Regions from separate parts of the Homo sapiens genome. Here region 2 is linked to region 1. A link is a loop called in an ENCODE intact Hi-C map of the cell type or tissue named here. Cell type or tissue: PC-3. All regions are shown on one strand. Each heading gives the region's core, and the rest is flanking DNA. Links, peaks and the distances in the headings are about the cores only.

Region 1 (12,492 bases), core at 2,211-10,210:
GTGTTTGCCGATTGCCAGCTTCTTCAACTGAGATATATGAGGCAAAGAAAAAACCCAAGTAACTTACCAGAATGTTGTTCCTTGAATCCAGAGTTTGCTAGCTAGTCTGTCTTCTTTTTCTACCTTCAATGTCTTCTTATGTTTGTTTTATATGTAATGTCCAGAGTTTTTAGTTGAACTTAGTAGAAGAAATAGGAAAAAAAAGATGTCTACTCCATCTTTCCAGAAGCAGAAGTCCTTCTCCCTGATTTTAAAACCTCAATTTACCAAGAAGTTTAGCTACAAATTTTACATACAAAAAAGTTAAGTATTAGTCATTTGCTAATCTGGCCACTAAACATTTGAGTGCAGCTCTTTTCCCTTTTTCGTCATAAAGGCTTAACACCTCCTTACACAAAAGATCTTCCATTGATTTTTGGAGGTGTTTTTTAATATTAACATTATCAAAACTACAGAGGTTTTCATTTTGGCATCATAATTTTAACATTTCAATGAAGAAATAAAAATTTGCCCTTGTTTATTTAAAAGGCTGAATAATATTCCACTGTGTGGACATATCACACTTTGTTTATTCATTTATCTGTCAATAAACATTGCTAAAATAACTAAATAGGAGGCAATTCACCTGAGGCAGCTTCAGTGCCCTGAGATCCAATATAAGCAACCTAAATCTAACTTGAATGCCTTCCTTGTAACTAACTTAGAGAGAGATAAAATTTAAACTTAATCAATCAGAAACCACTAACTTCAAACTGCATAACTAGAAATTTCCACTGGGTAATCCAAATAAGGCAACTACATAACTGTAAACAATTATTTTCTTTGCTTTGCTTTCCCACTCACCTTATAAAACCCTGTCTTTGAAACCTTTCCTCCCCGACCAACTAGCACCACAATTGAGTGCTGTCCAATTCATAAATTGCTGTTTGCTCAAATAAACTTTTAAAATGATTAATGTGACAGTTTAAGTTTTAATATTTTGGTTATTTTCACATCTTGGCTATTATGAATAATGCTGCAATGAACATAAGAGTGCTAATATCTCTTCAAAAACCTGATTTCAATTCTAGTGAATTGAACCAGAAGTAGAATTGCTGGATCATATGGTAGTTCTATTTTTAATTTTTTGAGGAATCTCCATGCTGTTTTCCCTAGTGGCTGTACCATTTTGCATTCTCACCAACAGTGTATAAGGGTCCCAATTTCTCCATATCCTTGTGTACACATATTATTTACTCATTTTTTTGTCTTGTTTTGCTTTGGTTTTATTTATAATGGCCATTGTAGCATGTATGAGGTGATATCTCATTATGGTTTTGATTTACATTTCCCTAATGATTAGTGATGTTGAGCAACTTTTCACACACTTGTTGGCCATTTTTATGTTTTCTGTTGAGAAATGTCCATTCTCCTTAGCCCATTTTAAAGAGGTGTTTGTTTGTTTATTTATTTATTTATTTATTTATTTATTTATTTTACTATTGAGTTGTAGAATTTCCTTATGTACTTTGGATTATAACCTCTTATCAGACATATGGTTTGCAAATATTTTTCCCATTCTATTAGTTGCCCTTTCACTCTATTGATTGTTTATCTTGCTGTATAGAAGATTTTTAGTTTGATGTCATTTCACTTGTCTGTTTTTGTTTTTGTTGCCTATGCTTTTGGTGTCATATGCATAAAATCATCCCCAAGAACATTGCCGTGAAGTTTTTTTCCCCTGTGTTTCCTCTAGAACTTTTACAGTTTGGGACCTTACATGTAAGTCTTAAATCCACTTTGAGTTCTGTGATTTGCAACAATGCAGATGAACCTTGAAAATAGTATGCTAAGTGAAATAAACTAGTCACAGAAAGACAAACATTGTATGATTCCACATATATGATGTGTCCAAAATAGTCAAATTTATGAACTCAATGAAAGGGCGGTTGCCAGGGCCTGAGGGTAGAGAGAATGGGGTTGCTAATCAACAGGCATAAAGTTTAAGTCAGGCAAAATAATAAGCTCTAGAGATCTACTGTGCAACATTGTACCAACAATAATGTACTATACACTTAACAATTTCTTAAGAAGGGAGTAGATCTCATGTTGTGTTCTTAACACAATAAAATACAATGAAATGAAAATTAGCCTTGAGGAGGCCTCTTGTTTAAATTGGAAGGAACTGCACTGATAAGATGTTTTCTTGGGAAAACTCTTTACTAGAAAAGTAATGAAAAGACTGAGCTTTAGATCAAGATTTTTTAAGTCATGAGTCCAGCAAAACAACACGAATACCATGACAACAACTAAAACTGAGTTGTCTGAACAGATTATAATAAGGGTACTTTTAATATTTTGGCCTGGGTTCAGATAAAGGTATTTGGGGCTGTGGACTAAAAGCTGTTAAAAAAGAGGCCTGCCTGCCTGCATGCCTCCCTTCCCTTCCCTTCTCTTTCCTTCCCTTCCCTTCCCTTCCCTTCCTTCCTTTCTTCTTCTTTCTTTTTTCTGCTTTTTAGTAAGGATGAGTAGGACATAGACCACACCAGCAACTTCAGATTGAGAAAAGAGATCTACATAATATCACCCTCTAAGAACAGGTGTTGGGGTAAAATCAGGGAAATATCAGAGTTTATATCAAGTTTTAAGTTTCTCATGTAATGAGCTCTCCTGTTTTGTTGTTGTTGTTGTTTGGTTGTTACCATTGAGTCTTCAATGAGGTTTTCTTAAATACTTGAGCCGTGAGTGATGTTTGAGGAAATTAAAGGTCTGAGTTACTCCCCCGATGGGGTAAAGCTTTGCTGACAAAGGACAACTGCTAGAGTCGCAGCTCTGACATTCAGTGCTGATCACCAGGGAAGCCAGAAGAAGGACCCAGATGAAAAGGACTATGGGAAGAAGAAGTTGTGTTCTCTGCATTGCATTCTGTTATATGGGAAGGGTGAAAAGCAGCAGTCCCCTAAAGTCTAAAGAAAGTGACAGTTTTCAAGTTATATCTCCTTTTCTTTATAAAATATTTTAGCATCTTTGCAACTTGGACCGTATCTCATTTCTATTAACCAGCCATAGCAGCTTCCAGAAAACTACCAGCCCCTTTCAAAGGTCATGCCTGTCCTTTTCCCTATTGAATATTTAAGAGTGAAAAGAATTGTAATTGCAAATGGCCAACTATTTTTAAAGATTCAAGCTTTTCCTCTTCCTTCAACACCCCCACCAGCCCCAGCACAGAGTGAAGCTTATTCTCAATTAAGTTCTCCTGTGCCTTATCCAGCCTGGCACAGAGACAGGCAGGTTGGGGCAAAGATAGGGCTCCAGTGGCTGAGGGGCCTCTCAGGCCATGCTGTGTCTGACTCTCCCAGCCTAGCTGAGTCCACTGCACCTCTCTGCATTGCCCTGGGGAGAGAGAAGGGGGTGCAGGTTTCCAAATGGAGTGTGAAAATCAAGAGATACATGTATTTATATGCAGTGGCATCTTAAAAACAAACAATGACAGTATTTGTCTCAGTTTTAGTTTTCTACTATTCCCTTGATTTTTGAATTTCTGCTAAATATTTCTTACCTGTTAGCTTTCTATTAATCAGAACCTGGATTTGTGATTGCGCTTCTCTCTGAAATATGCTGGCCTGATTATACACTGGAATGATGAGAAAAGCAACTTCTAATCATTAGCAATGTAAGAAATTCCTGAAAAATATTCAGTGATCACCTGTGAAATGTGGATGGTGATACTAGTCCTTGAATACATGTAGAAAGTAACAAGCATAATATCAATTTCCTTGCAGGATGAAGCTATCTCACATATGATAAACCTTTCATTTCACAGGCATCATTCTCTGTTTTCTGGTGCAAGGAAAATCAAAGGTCCTCTCATTAGTTTATTAAACTTCAATTCAGTTCCTAGAGATTTAATGAAATAGCCAATGTCTAAATGCTAGATAAGCTACTCATTTTATAAAGTGTTTTCCTACAATATATTATTACATCCCTCCCCTGCTTTTTTTTGTTGTTGTTGTTCAAAACAAGGCAATAGATTAACCTCTCCTCCTTCCTTCTCTGACATCCAACTTGATCTTATTCTATATGCATTAACTGAAAGCTGTTTTTATTATTGAGAAATCCTATGGCAACGTGATATAGGTGTTGCAGATTACATGTCAATTGTGAATACTATGTAGTAACTGCCTCCATTTGTCTTGGTCAGTTTGGGCTGCTTTAACAAAGTACTATAGATTGGGTGGCTCATAAACAACAGAAATTTATTTTTCAGAGTTCAAGAGGCTAGAAGTAGGAGATCAGAGTGCCAGGTTAGGGCACTCTGATGGTAGGGCTTTGGTGAGGGCTTCTGGGTTGCAGACTGCTAACTTCTCATTGCATCCTCACATGATGGGAAGAGGACAAGCTAGCTCTCTGAGTTCTTTTTATAAGGGCTGTAATCCCTTCCATTCTTATAGCCTAATTACTTCCCAAAGGACCCACTATCGGGGGAACCAGCCCCCAATATTTCAGCATACGTTCTTTCTATTTTCCCTAAGTGTCGGTCAGTCTGAGAAATAAAGAGAAAGTGTACAAAGAGAGAAATTTTATAGCTGGGCCTCTGGGGATGCCATCACATATTGGTAGGACAATGATGGCGACCCTGAGCCACAAAACCAGTAAGTTTTTATTAGGGATTTTAGAAGGGGAAGGGATGTACGAACAGGGAGTATGTCACAAGGATCACATGCTTCAAAGGGCAATAAAAGATCACAAGGCAAGGGCAAAATTAGAATTACTGATGAGGGTCCATGTCCTGCTGTGCATGCATTGTCTTGATAAACATCTTAACAGGAAACAGGGTTCGAGAGCAGACAACCAGTCTGACTAGAATTCACCAGGTTGGAATTTCCCAATCCTAGCAAGCCTGAAGGCACTGCAGGAGACCAGGGTGTATTTCAGTCCTTATCTCAACCACATAAGACAGACACTCCCAGAGCAGCCATTCATAGACCTCCCCCCAGGAATGCATTCCTTCCCCAGGTCTATCAATTATTAATATTCCTTGCTAGGAAAAGAATTCAGCGATATTTCTCCTACTCGCACATCTGTCTATAGGTTTTCTACGAGAAGAAAAATATGGCTCTATTCTGCCCAATCCCACAGCAGTCAGACCTTATGGTTATCTCCTTTGTTTCCTGAAAATCGCATTATTCTGTTCTTTTTCAGAGTGCACTGATTTCATGTTGTTAAATACACATGTTTTACAAACGATTTGTACAGTTAATGCAATCATCACAGCGTCCTGAGGTGACATACATACTCAGCTTATGAAGATGATGGGATTAAGAGATTAAAGTAAAGACAGGCATAAGAAATTATAAGAGTATTGATTGGGGAAGTGATAAATGTCCATGAAATCTTCACAATTTATGTTCAGAGATTGCAGTAAAGAAAGGCATAAGAAATTATAAAAGTATTAATATTGGGAACTGATAAATGTCCATGAAATCTTCACAATTTATGTTCTTCTGTGGTGGCTTCAGCCAGTCTCTCCATTCAGGGTCCCTGACTTCCCGCAACAACCCACCATGAGAATTAGATTTCAGCATATAAATTTTGAGGACACACACACATTCAGTTCATTACAACATTATTTCACAGAAAGTTAGGTTTTATGCAATTATAATTCTTATCCTATGGAAGAATCCTTTTCCATTATACTTCATTACCTCAAAGTAGCACTTAAATCTTCCATTGACTTTGATAACAAAGAATACAGTGTGATATGTCCCCCTGAAAAATATATTACTCATTATTTTGTTCCAGTGTTAGTATAGTATGTTTTAATAATATGATTTATAGCACAATTTGGTAATATAATTTATTTATGACAATTAACCAAATGATCTTTTGTCATAAGTTATCAAGGTTAGAATTATGGTTGTATAAATAAACTTTCTGATACAAATTTCTTTTTTAATTATTTCCATATATACTGTTCAGTATACTATGAATATGAAATTGTTTATTATTGTATATTCGTTATCACATTGTTAAGAAAAATTATCCAAAACTTCAAAATAGAGCAAAAGGATGACTGTGTGTCTTCTTAATGTTATTCTGGGCCATTGCCTAACAGATCCACCTAAGAATTCTCTATGATATATCTTTGTTTGAGTTTCTAAGTAACACTGATTAAATCTCAGATTCTGTGAAGTTACATGTTAATTTTTTTCAGAAAGAGATACAAATGATTTCTGGCAGTTAAAAAGATAAGTCCGTAAGTTATGGTTTTATTGCCCTATAAGATATTAACCAGTTTTTTTCTCACCTAGAAAACTTATTTCACACTTTATTTCTCGATTGCTTATTCAAATCTCTGTTCTTCAAGTACTCCTTGCAGCAACTTCATCTGTATTTTGGTTTGCTCTTTTTGAATGAATCAAAAGTGGCAATAGAATTTACCTTTGCTAACTTATTTTTCCCCTTACTCTGATTTTTTGTTTTGTTTCTGGTTCATGTTCAACTTTGGTTCTGGTTTTGGTTTGCACAAAGCCAATACATAGTTATCTATTAGGGACATTGAGCATTTATTATCTAAGAATGTGAGACTATAGGAAATCTGGTTTGTAGTTATTTTGTTTGTACATGTTTCCAGTGTCCTCTGGTCATTCATATACATGTTCAGTGATTCATTAGAAGGTCTCACAGGACTCCAGGCACCTTAATTGTACTCATGGCTATAGTTTACTACAGCTAAGACATAAAGCAGAATTAGCAAGGACAAAAAGCCTCATCAGGAGGGATCTGGAGAGATCTAGGCACAACTTCCAAAGTTCTCCCTCAGGAGGGTGTGCAATACACGCCCCTTCCTCCAGCAATGAACTGTGGTAACATGCACAAAGTGTTTCTGTCTGGGAAAGCCTGCTTTAGACAGAGCGGAAAGTTTTTATTGGAGGTTGGTCATGCAGGTACTCTCTACCTGTGCTACCAGCCGCGATTACCAAAAGCCCAGACTCCCAGAAGGAAAGCAGGTGTTCATCATAAATCACATTGTTTGCACAAACACTGTAGACAGGCTGGTACATTAGAGTTCAGTGCCCCCAGGCATGCAAAACAGCTTTATAAATTAGTCATGTGGGAAACATTTCAAAAGCCAAATTTTTAGATGCCAGTCAAGGTCAGCCGCACAAGCAAGCCCTTCTACAGAAATGTGAGAATTAGGAAACATCAAGCTTGCTGCGTTAACATTTTCTCGCATAGCATGTTTACTATTATGTACATTTGGACTCACGCCATAATCCCAGCACTTTGGGAGGCTGAGGTGGGTGGATCACGAGGTCAGGAGTTTAAGACCAGCCTGACCAAGATGGTGAAACCCAGTCTCTACTAAAAATACAAAAATTAGCCGGGCACGGTGGCAGGTGCCTGTAATCCCAGCTATTCAGGAGGCTGAAGCAGAAGAATAGCTTGAACCCAGGGGGTGGAGGTTGCAGTGAGCTGAGATCGTGCCACTGCACTCCAGCCTGGGTGATAGAGTGAGTCTCTATCTCAAAAAAAAAAAAAAAGAAAAAGAAAGTATGTGATGGTTACCAGATATGTTTTTTGAGATCTGTACTTTGGGATCTTAACCAGTGAGATTGTTTGTCCTGCATTTACTTTATTATTATTATTATTATTGCTTTACAGATGTTTTCATCTGCACTTCGGACTTTCCTTCAGGTAAGCTGAGAGGAAAAATTCTGTCTCAGGTGAAGAAAAAAAAAGTATTAAAGTATGTTGAAAAAGACAAACCTGGGCCAAAGGCTCGTAGTAGATTGAGATGAGGATTAAGAATTGACTAGGCTGGGTGTGGTGGCTCACGCCTGTAATCCCAGCACTTTGGGAGACCGAGGCGGGCAGATCACGAGGTCAGGAGATCGAGACCATCCTGGAGAACACAGTGAAACCCCTTCTCTACTAAAAATACAAAAAAAAAAAAAAAAAAAAAAAAAAAAAAAAAATTAGCCGGGCGTGGTGGCAGGCGCCTATAGTCCCAGCTACTCAGGAAGCTGAGGCAGGAGAATGGCATGAACCTGGGAAGTGGAGCTTGCAGTGAGCCGAGACTGCGCCACTACACTCCAGCCTAGGAGACAGAGCAAGACTCCGTCTCAAAAAAAAAAAAAAAAAAAAAAAAAAAGAATTGACTATTGGATTTAGCAACAAAGCATTTGACTGCATTTACTTTTGGTCCATAGCTGAAGTTGCTTGTCTGAAGCTGCATGCTGTCTGCCATGGACTGAAGTTTGTCGCCCACCAAATTCATATGTTGAATTCCTATCCCTCAATGTAATGGTATTTGGAGATGGGGTCTTTGGGAGGTAATTAGGTTTAGATGAGGTCATGAGGGTAGGACCCTCTTGATGAGATCAGTGCCCTTATGAGAGGACACACCAGAGAGCTTACTTTCTCTCCACCATGTGAGAAAACAGTGAGGAGGTGGCTGGCCATCTGTAAGCCAGAAAGCAGGCCCTTAATAGAAGCCTACCATTCTGGCACCCTAATATCAGACTTCCAGCCTCCAGGATTGTGAGAAAATGAACTTTTATTGTTTACGTATGTAAGCCACCCCATCTAGAGTATTTTGTGATGGCAGTCCAAACTGACTAAACACAGTCTGTGTGTCTATGTGCCAATAATTAAGCAAAACTTTTGCTTCTTATTGTCTGAGCTTAAAATATTTTCCTATTTTCAAAGTATGTGAATAAGCAGAATTATAAATTCTATTAAATGAAAGATCTCTGTTTCTAAGTAGCTTATAGAGACTAATAAAAGTATAATATATATATTTTTAAATGCTGTCATGACTCAGTTTTAAGGCTCTGGCTAGAGGCCAGTCTGTTCTCCATCTTAAGCAGTTGAGTAAGTTGCTTAACCACTTTCCACATTAGGCCATCATACATCCTCCCTAATTTCCCTGAGGCCAGGTACCAGACAACTAGGGACACACCTTAAGCCCCAGAACCCACCAAAATCATTCAAATTATCCTATCCAGGGAGCCTGTGAAACCCAGCTAATCCCACCAGAACTGCAAGACCTGAGCTGCCCCTTACAGCCACAGCTTGTTGCCACCTGTCACAGGGCACCACCTCGTGTGGCCATGCCTGGCAGTGTTGCAGACCTTTCTCCTTAGTTCAGCTAAAACTGGGTTCTTGTCATGTGACCAGGAAATATTAGGCTTGCGGACACATAGAAGGGTGAGGAGCAGAATTTATTTGGAGAAAAGGAAAAAGGAAAAATAACTCTCAGCAAAGTGAGAGAGAATCCTGCTAGCAGGTTTCCCACCTCACTGATTGAATCCCAGGTTCCCACCCAGGAAATGAAAACACCAGTCTCCTCCCTGCTGCAAATGGCTTGAACTTCCCGAGGCTCCACTCCGTCCTCCCAGTGCACAGGTGGGCAATGTTCAGAGAGAATCAGTTGGGAAAGGGCAGGCTTCATCTGAGACCAGCAGTCTGGGTTTTCAGCCTTCAGGCTGTTTCAGGCTTGAAGGCGGGGTTTTGCTGGGTACCCTTGGCTGCCTCTTGTCTCTATCAGCAGGCTTCTCTTGTTGGGAAGTGTAAGTAACAAAGAGTCCTGCCTTTCATCTATCTGAGTGTCAGTGTGCTGGTTCCGGCCATGAAAAGGATATTACCAAACATACAGTGTACATAACACAAGAAAACAAAGAGTTCCCAGGAAAAAATTTCTATTGCTTGGTATATACTATTATTGGTTTCTCCCCCTCCACCAGAGAATAAAGCCCTAATTTCCTAAGGCATCCTTTGTATATAATTAACTTTTCTCTGATGCATCTACATTACTATTAGGTATGTACTATCCTTGGGAGAATTGAAAAAATAGTCACTCAAATTATTTTCTCTGTTCTGTGGTTCAGTGAGGAATTCCACTCTAGAGAAACTATCTAAGCTTTTAGGGTTAAGAAAGAAAAACTTCTCTCAGCAATAGCTCAGTAATTTATTTATGTAGCAATTCACATTCATATGTTCAAAATGCATCCACGGAAAAAATGAGATTGGCTCAATGAGTTTTAAAAACAGTTATATATCTTTTTCCTGACTTTTTTCAGTGTAAAGTATAGAATAAACCTTTTTTTATAAGATTTGGGTTTGTTTTCTCACAAAAAGACTGTTAATATGAATGTCCTAAAATTCTATATTGGTTTATTGTTCAGATTAATGAATACTCTTCCATATAAACATTAAGATTATAAAACACATCAAATTATGTATTCAGTTAACCAAATTATAATTCCAGCAAACTTTTAGATATCAATAGTGATTGTGTTATTTTTCCATTTGTCAATCTAAACCAACCAGGATTCTGAGTTAAATTTAAAATCTTGATTAATACCATAATTAATACATAATCTTTGGAGGCATGGATAATTTCTAAGCAACACAGAATACTGAAAATTTGGTTACCAAGCATAGTTTTTATTTAAAATGTTACAGAGTGACTATACCTTTGAGATATGTTCAAGAACATTTTTATTTTTGCCACTTTAAGAGTGTCAAAGGAACGTGTGATTTTAGAGGTTGTGTAATGTGTACTCATGAGTTTCTCTGGTCTGCCAAAATACTTGTGTAAGACAGAGAGTTCTCAATCCTGCCTCCCACTTTTTGTTGTGAAGTAGAACTTTGTACTTTGGTTGAAAGTTTTAATTGCCATAGATGAGCATGACTCTAAATGGAAAAATTATGGCAAATAAATATAACCATTGTATTCAAGGTAATGAAATGTGTTCTTGTTTTTTTAAAGGAAAAAGATAATAGTTTTATTCTAAAATAATGTGTCAAGATAAGTAGATATAGAACGTTGTGTAAGGTTTTAGGAAAATAAACTTTTTTTTGGTCTGGGGTTATATCCCCAAAAAGTATGAGTCTGAAAAGAAGCAATGGAATGTGTTGGTACACTTTTGATGAGTTTTCTTATCAAGGAAAAAAAAATTGTGAATTCTTTACTACCAAGGCCTTGTAGTACTCAGTTCCTCTGAACAAGAAATGATAAAAGGTTAATTTTTAACTTTTGTGTAATTTTCCATACAACAGAAATGTTGCACCTCATCAGAATAACTTTTTTTTGTGCATTTTCCTTGCTTTGATTATCTACCCTTCATCATTTTTTAAAAAGTTATTTCTGAAAGAGCTAAGGTCTCTTAGAATTAGGTTACCTTTTGCTATATCTATTTTAAAATATTCTTTTGACATTATGATTAATAGGTAGCCAGGCTACACCCATTTATTTTTCTTAGTCACCCATGTTTCTCTCTTAATCAAGTGTCTAATCTCCTCTGATAATTCTTTTGATTTAGTCCTCCTTAAAAAGAGATTGTACATTCAAAGAGATTAATATCAAGATATCTTTTATACATAAATAATGTTTGGGGTATTCCAAAAGTCTCTGGATAACTATAGAGGTCCTTCTTTCACCTTATTAAGGGAGAAATACTAGTAATAATTAGGTTGTTTGATATACTTGATATTTCTTAATTAGTTCTTATTGGATGTACTTGGTATTTCTTAATTAGTTCTACCCTATTGTAAGAGCTGCATAGGAAGAGCTGTGAAATCAAGAGACACGGAACTTTTTCTAAATTAGTTTTGTATGGGGAAATATACTAATACAAATACATTTCAGTGAGTATCCCAAACAATCAAAATGAGTGACTGAGGCATAAGTCTCAATTGAGGTTTATTAAGCCAGCTTTAGGGTGCATCTGGGAAAAACAGCCACAGACACATAAGTGGCTGATTTTCCAGAGAGGTTTTCAGGAGGTTTAGTATTTATACATTTCCTTAAAGGGCACAGGGAGAAGGCACCTAGGAAGAGGAGAAGGTAGGCTGTAAGGCAAATGGTTACAAGATTTACTTAATGCCTAGTAAACCTACATTTTACATAAAATAAGGTAAATATTTAAAGAGAAAAAGTGAATAAAAGAAGACTCAATTATGCAGTCTTTGTCTTCATTCTGCACCTGGGATGATAAGATTATAATAGATATTAACAGTGTGGAATTGAAGAGACTCTAGTTTTATAATAGGAGCTAGACTTAGATTGTAGACTTAAAGTTACAATTGGCATATCCTCATTTATGAGAGGCCAGCGAAGAATTTACTTATGAATGATCTGTAGAGGCTGTCCTTCAGCAGATGCCTCAGACCTTTTGCCTTTCCATGGGAATCTGGCTGAGGCATGTTAGGAGCAGATATTCACTTGGAAAAGGATGCTGCAATTATCTTCTCTTTTGCACAAGACGGCTTGGGGTCTGGAGATTTTTTAATTCTTACTTACATCCCCATTATAGAAAGAATTGGAAGGCTCCAGGATTTAGGCAATGCTCTCACAGTTCATAATATGTTTTACCTTTAGAGGAAACATGGATCAAATCTTTATGATATCACTATCTATTATAACCCAACAGAGAATTTTACTCCCATTGAATCTTACAATGTTGCTTAATGTAATAAATTAATCACCAACAGATGATTTATACT
Region 2 (8,000 bases), core at 1-8,000, 130 kb after region 1:
GAAACACACCAAAAGTTAGATTTTAAAACTACCATATTTTAGTTGTTACAAAAATATACTTTTAAAAACTTTAATAACAAGACAAATAGCAATTTTGAAAAAAAGTATACTCACGTGAACATCACTTTCCGTATATAAAGTAGCATCAATATGCATAGACTGAAAGGAAACAAAATTAGACAATATTAAAAACTATGCCCTGCTTTAAATATTATGAGAACAACCTACTGAAAACATTAAATTGTTTTTAATTCTTTTTTTATTTTGAGATAATTTAAAATTCATATGAAACTGTAAGAGTAAATACAGAGAGATCCTGTGTACCCTTCAACAAGCTTCTCCCAGTGGTAATGTCTTCCATAACCACAGTACAGTATTACAATCAGAAAATTGACATTAATACAATGCACTCACCTTGTTCAGATTTCACAAGTTTTATGTGCCACAGTGTGTGTGCTTGCATATGTGTGAAGTTTTATGCAATTTTATCATTTGCATAGATTCACATCACCACCACCACAGTTAAGACACAAAATAGTTTCATCACCACAAGGATTCTGCTGCTATTCTTTCATAACCAAAGTCACCTTTCTCCCCATACATACCTCATCATCACCCAATCTCTCTAAATTCTGGCAACCACTTCTCTGCTCTCCATGCCTATAATTTTGTCATTTCAAGAATATTATGTAAACGGACTCATATCATATGTAACCTTCTGAAATTAGCTTTTAAAAGAATTGATAGACATTTTTATGAGCCATTTAGGTTTACAGAAAAACTAGCAGAAAGTACAGAGACTTATACACCCCTTTGTTCTCCACCCCAGTTTCCCTATTGTTAATATCTTGCATTAGTGTGGTGTGTTTGTTATAGTTGGTGAATCACTATTATGATCTTAAGTGTACAGAATATTAGGGCTCATTATTTGTGTTGTATGTTTTACAGGTTTTGACAAATGTATAATGCCACCCATCATCATATATTAATATTTTCACTGCTTTAAAAGTAGCCTGTGCTCTGCCTAGCCATTTCTCCTTCCCTCCAAACCCCTAGCAACCACTGATCTTTTTATTGTCTCCATAGCTTTGCCTTTTTCAAAATGTCATAGTTGGGATCATACAGTGTGAAGCCTTTTCAGATTGGCGTCCCCATCTTTCACTCAACAATATGACTTTGAAGGTTTCTCCATTTCTTTTCATGGCTTGATAGCTTATTTCTTTTTATCACTGGATAATATTCTATTTTATAAATGTACCACAGTTTCTTTATGAAGACTGGCTTTTTTCACTCATCATAATACCCTGGAGATCCACCTAACTTGTGGGTATCACTAGTTTGTTCCTTTTTATTGCTCTGTAGTATTCCCTGACATGATATATCACAGATTTTACCAACTGAAGCACATCTGTTTCCAGTTTTTGGCAGTCATGAAAAAATCTCTGTGAACATTCATGTACATATTTTTGTGTGCACGTAGTTTTCATTTATCAAGGATGAATGTCTAAGAGCACAATTGTTGGATTGTAAGGCAAATGCATGTTTTGTTTCATAGGATGCTGCCAAACTATTTTATACAGTGCCTGTATCATTTTACATCATCACCAGCAATGTATGAATGATCCAGTTTCTCCACATCCTTGCCAGCATTATCACCCTTGTTCATTTATATTTACTTAGCATCATCACTATTTTTTATTCTGTATACGCTTATAGCTGCATGTAATAATATGTCATTGTGGTTTTAATTTGCATTACTTTCTAAACAAAATATACCCATTTTTACTACTTTCTCTCCAAAAAACTTGGGGTGATGTATAATTTTCCTTTCCAATCTGTGTGCCTTTTATTTATTTTTTTCTCATACATTTTTTCTCTCCTGCTTCATAATTTGGCTAAACTTCCAATATTATTGCTGTGGTTTGAATGTCCCCTCCAAAATTCAGATTGAAACTTAATCCCCAATGTGGCAGTATTGAGAGGTGGGGCTTTAAGAGGTAATTGGATCACAATGGCTCTGCCCTCATGAATGGATTAGAGTATCAATGTGTTATTACGGAAAGGGAACCGGTAGTTTTATAAGAAGAGGAAGAGAGACCTGAGCTAGCACATGAGTACATTCAGCCCCTCGCCATGTGATGCTTTTTGTCACCTCTGGACTCCAGAGAGCCCCCACCAGCAGGAAGGCCCTCACCAGATGTGGCTCCTCAACCTTGAACTTTTCAGTCTCATAACCATAAGACATAAATTCCTTTCTTTATAAATTATGCATTTCAAGTACTCTGTTATAAGCAACAGAAAACTCAGACAATTATGTTGAGTAAAAGTGGTGAGAGAAGATATCCCTGCTTAGTTTCCAGTCCTAGCAGAAAAACATTCAGTCTTGTACTCACCATTAAGTATGGTAGCTCTAGACTTTTTGAACATGTTTTGTACCAAGTTGAGGCAGTTCTCCACACCTACTTTCTAAGAAATTTTATCTTCAATAGGTGTTTATATCAGTCTGCTAGGGCTGCTATAAAAAGTACCACAGACTTGGTGACTTAAATAATAGAACTTTATTTTCTCACAATTCAGGAGGCTAGAGGTCTGAAATCAGGGTACCAGCAGTGTTGGTTTCTTTGGAGTCCTCCCTCCTTGGCTTATAGGTGGCCATTTTCTCCCAGTGTCTTCACATGGTTTTCTATCTCTGTGTATCTATACCCTTATCTGTTTTTCTAAAGATACCAGTCATATTGCAGTAGGACCTGCCCTCATGACCTCATTTTAACTGACCCTATCTCAAAATACAGTCACATTTTGATATACTGGCAATTAGTACTTCAACATATAAATCCAGGAGGCATAGGGAGGGACACAGGCCATGAGAGGTGTTGCATTTTATCAGATACCTTTTCTACATATGATTTTCTTCTTTAGCCTGTTGATAGGGTAGATTACATTGCTTGACTTTCAAATAATTGAGCAAGACTTGTGTACCTGAAATAAATCTCACTCGGTCATGGTGTATAATTCTTTTTATACATTGCTGAATTTGATTTGTTAATATTTTATAGAGCATTTTAATATCTAAGTTAATGGGAGATATTTTTGTAGTTGTCTTTTTTAGTAATATCTTTATTTGGTTTTAGCATCACAGTAATACTGGCCTCCTAAAATCAACTGGAAAATGTTCCTTCCTCTTCTATTTTCTAGAAGAGACTGTACAATTGTTGTTAATGCTTCTGTAAATATTTGATAGAATGATTCAGTGTAACCAGCAGGCTTGAAGGTCCCTTTTTGGGAGCTTGTGTATGATGAATTCAATGTATTTAGTGATTATATGAGTGTTTGGATTGTCTATTTCATCTTCATTATGTTTTGGTAGTTTGTGGTTTCTGAAGAATTGGTCCATTTCCTCTAAGTTATCAGATTTGTGAGCATAAAATTGTTCATAGTTTTTCTTATTATCCTTCTAATGACTGCAGATTCTGTAGTGACAGCCCCAAATTTCATTCCTGAGATTTGTGTCTTCTCTCTTATTTCTGTCAATTAAAGATCAATTGTATTGATTTTCCAAATAACCAGTTTTATGTTTCATTAATTTTTTCTATTGTTTTCTTGATTTCAACTTCATTAATTTTGGCTCTTATATTTAAATATTTTCTTTGTTCTGCTTGTATTGAATTTGTTTTGCTCTACTTCTTCTAGTTTCTTGAAGCAGTAACTTAGATTTTTGATTTGATAATTCTCCTTTTTTTCTAATGTATTCATTTGATTTTAAAAAATGTCCTGTCAGTATTGCTTTAGCCACATCACATATATCTTGATATGCTGTATTTCATTTTTTTTCATTCTATGTATTATGAATATCCTTTGAGATTTACTCTTTGACCCATGGATTATATAGAGGTATAGTATTTAATTTCCAAGCATTTGGAGATTTGCCCGTTGTATTTAATTTCTTGATTTCTGGTTTGATTCCATTGTGGTTTGAGAACAAATTCTGCATGATTTAAGTTCTGAAAAAATTTTTAAAGTTTCTTTTATGGCTCAGTATATATTTAGTCTTGATAAAAGAAAGTATATTCTGCTGTTGTTGGGTGTAGTGCTCTATGTATTAAATTAGATCCTGTTGGTTGGTTATATTGTATTTTTATGCCCTTTCTGATTTTCTGTCTAGTACTTCCATTAGTTACTGAGGAGGAGGCAGTGAAGTCCTCAAGAATAATTGTGGATTTGTCTATTTCTCTTTTATCCCTATTATTTTTTGTTTCACAAATTTTGAGTCTTCGTTGTTTGATGTGTATACATTTAAGAACATTATGTTTTCCTCACAGATTTATTTTTTATCATTTTGTAATATCCCTCTGGATTATAGCAACTTTATTTTCTGTGAAGTCTACTTTATGTTAATAACATTAACTTTGATGTTAATATAGCCACTTCTGCTTTTTATAATTAATGTATGCATGTGTATCAGTCTAGAGCTGCTGTAATAAACTACCACAAGGTGGGTGGTTTAAAACAACAGAAATCTATTCATTTACAGTTCTGGAGACTGGAAGTCCAAAGTCAAGGTGTTGGTAGGGCCATGTTCCTTCTGAGGGGTCTAGAGAAGAATGCTTTCTTGACTTCCCCAAGGTTCTGGTGGATCCTGGCAATCTCTGGCCTTCCTTGGCTTATAGCCGCATCACTCTGATCTCTTCCTCTGTCTTCACATGGCTTTCTTCCCAGTGAGTTACTCTGTGTCCTTTCCTTTTCTAATAAAGACACTTGTCATTGGATTTAGGGCCCCCCCTACTCTAGTATGATCTCATCTTAATTTCATTAATTATATTTGCAAAGATATTATTTCAAAATAAGATCACATTTTAAGGTTCCAAGAGGATGTGAAATTTGGGGGGACACTATTCAACCCATTATAGTATGCTATATCTTTTTCTGTCTTTTTAAATTTCAACCTATGTATGTCATTGTACTAGAAGTGAACTGCTTATAGATAGTATAGATGGGTGGTGTTTTGTTATGAATTCAACCAATCTCTCTCTTTTACTTGGTGTATTCTCATACTCTCCTGTGATACTAACCATAGGAATGCTGAATCTTTTGTTACTGTCGTCAAGATCAGTGATGCTTTTTTTTTCTTAAGTCAACTGTCTCTCTAGTATTCTGTTGTCAAATTAACTATCATTCCTCTGTCATTCATTCTGCTAATGAGCCTTTACAGTTTGCTTTATATTTCAGTTATATTTTCAGTTATATAATTTCTATATGGTTCCTTTCATATCTTCTATTTCTTTGTTAAGGCATTTAGTTTTTCATTTGCTTCAAGGGCATTTGTAATTGCTTTTTCAAGCACTTTTTATAATGTCTGCTTTCAAATCTATGTCAGAGAATTCCAACATCTGATCCACTTCAATTTTGTAATCTGTTGACTATATTTTCTCATTTAAGTTGTAACTTTCCTATTTCTTGTTACAATGGGTGATTTCCAATTGTATCTTGGCTTCATGTCTATTATGTTAGGACACTCTGGTCCTATTTAAATCTTCTATTTTAACATGCAGTCAGGTTGTTTGGATTTAGCATGCAAGTTCTAACCTATTTTTTAATGCTGTGATTCCAATGACAATTTAGTTTTCAGAACTTTGTGGTGCTATTTTGGTATGCTTGGTGCCATCGAGACTTCCACTGAAGCTGGTATTACCTGCTATGGCAAAAATCACTTCCTTAGGTCAGGCCACCTGTTTTCTTGAGGTGGGAGAAGAGGGCCTTTAGTCCACAAGCAACAACAGCTGTTCCCTGGGTCAAGCCATTCTCCCTGCAGGTGCCACCAAGATATCTGGCTTCTCCAGATAGAGGAAGAGAATACCTCACCTGTGCAGACTAGAACTCATCCGTCTGGGCCGCTTATAAATTACGTTTTAAAGATAATTAGATTCTAAAACAGTAAGGAAAAGACTTCTTTTTGAGCTTTATAAGATCATAAATTTCTACAAAAATATTATTGTTTCAAGTGTGGTTTCCTTAAGACAGACAGAAAAACACAGAGAGAGACAAACTCCATAGCAGTTATACCAGGCATTTTATGGAAAAATGAGTACTCACTTGAATAAGATCTTCAATTTTTTTCAAATCACTTATTACATTCACCCAGTTGGCTTCTGTTTTAGGAAGCCCTGCACTGAAACAGCTGAAAGAAAAACCATAGAGCAAAGCATTTTGAAGGAGCCTATTCATCTTGATGAATACTATAAGCAAAAGAGCAATCAATAATTTTTATTCTGACCAGTGAAAAAATCAGTGTTATCCTTGCTTCTGTGCATTCAACAGCCTTGTAACTGAACATAAACATTGAGCATATAGTACAATTTTGGCATTTTATGATAACTTGAGGCTTCACCAACCCGGATTAGAGAAAAGCCTAACTGTAGGCATACTTTATAAATAAACTGGCTCAATTTATCACAATGAAATAGAAGCAGTGCCAGATGTGTGGCAATGCTCAATAAATGATTTTGAATGAATTACTAGTTTCCTTTAAGTAGAGATTTACAGAGACTTTGAAGTCTAATAAATAGGTAAAATTCTTAAAATGAGTAATAATCATTTTCATGTAATGATTTTGATAGTAAATTTTTTTTACACTACATTAAACATGCCCCTTTCATGTTGCTCACACTCTTACTATGCTTGCAGCAGCTTTCTCCATAAACAGTACAGACTTCATTCCAGTGTAGGCTGAATGATCATATACTTACTCACTTTCACAAATTTCATAAAAATTAAAATTTAATATCCAGACAAAATACACTTATACTGACCAAGTAACATTGGAATGATGCTTAGAGCTTGAGGAAAAATAATCACTCACTTCCTGATGGATCTTACACAGAAGCATGATAGTCAACACTAATCTGTCTTATGATGAAGAATTACCTGCACAAATCTATGGTTCCCAATACCATGAAGGCATTAGTAGAGTAAAACTGAACTGAGAGTCAGATTATATAACTATAGGTTAGGTGCTTTGGGCCAACTGGGTATATTAGCTGCATCTAAGAGAGAAGAAAAAAGTTAATAGTCATGGAAACATATGAATTTTATTAGAAGGAAACAACAAAAGGCTTAAATAAAGAAAGAAATGTTTTAAACTGAACTAGGATAAAGATCAAGGGATAGGAGGAGTCAGTGTCAGGGACAGATAAAAAAGTAACATAAGCAAATTCTAAATATCTACTTTTAATTGCCATGAAAAATATGTAGTCTATCAATAAGTGGTATACTTCCAAGTTCAGTTAAATATCAAAAGGCCCAATTTATTTGAGGGCTATAATGCTTGTTTGGACTATTACCACAATGTAGAAAAATGCTCAGTTAGGTGTTTACCAAACCTCTCTAAATCTCTGTAGTCTGCCTTCTATCCCCCAGATACTGAGTACCTAGAGATATAAGCAAACTGAACGTAAACTAATTTAATGGAAAATATATCCAAGGACAATCATCATGACCATGAACATAATGTTATTTATGCCTAAAGATAAAATTACCCCAAAATGAAGACATGAATGCCAGCTTCAGTTAGAAAATGACTGTTTAGAAGTAAACACAAGTAGCACTGGATGGAAATACTTCTCAAATGTGGTTTCTGAAAAATATAATCATAGACAAATGGTTAAATTTTTTAGTTAAAAAGTGAGGTTTAAAATAACATGTCAACATATTTTTAGGTCTAAAGATGTAAGTTTGTCATAATTTCATAATTAATGCCCCTTATCAAAAATAATAAAACTATAATTTATCTTTTTTCACTTTCTCTCCCACCTCCAACTCTGTCTCTTATGCACAAAGTTCCTTAACAGATATTTCTGCAGATGCATGTCAAAGATAATTTAACAAAGTTGACATATTTGTTAATTTACATACATACCAATGTCACCACTTAAAGTTTTTATATTATCTTTGACCTCCTCCTCATCCTTCTTTCTTTTTTAATAGGTCAAAATATTTTATACAGC

What was found. Hi-C counts contacts between places; a loop is a spot of excess contacts. Peaks named below come from ENCODE experiments on the same cell type or tissue, not always from the same donor. Only the 100,000 strongest peaks of a DNase experiment are listed, where the experiment ranks them.
Region 2: a loop joins it to region 1, with 2.6 times the contacts of the local background. A loop is called at or near these places in 3 of 110 quality-filtered maps.

What each region holds. Positions count from the first base shown.
Region 1 is chr4:141,848,068-141,860,559 of GRCh38, reverse strand. No RefSeq gene overlaps it. Among named protein-coding and RNA genes, the nearest start is that of IL15, 220 kb to the right of the region's middle. In PC-3, for the core only: no CTCF peak of the experiment used is centred there; DNase peaks (open chromatin) are centred at 7,009 and 8,859; H3K4me3 peaks cover 311 bases; H3K27ac peaks cover 3,137 bases.
Region 2 is chr4:141,720,099-141,728,098 of GRCh38, reverse strand. It overlaps IL15 (interleukin 15), which reads right to left. Exons shown (of 8, transcript NM_000585.5): 4 at 7,533-7,630; 5 at 6,091-6,175; 6 at 115-159. Among named protein-coding and RNA genes, the nearest start is that of IL15, 88 kb to the right of the region's middle. In PC-3, for the core only: no CTCF peak of the experiment used is centred there; no DNase peak of the experiment used is centred there.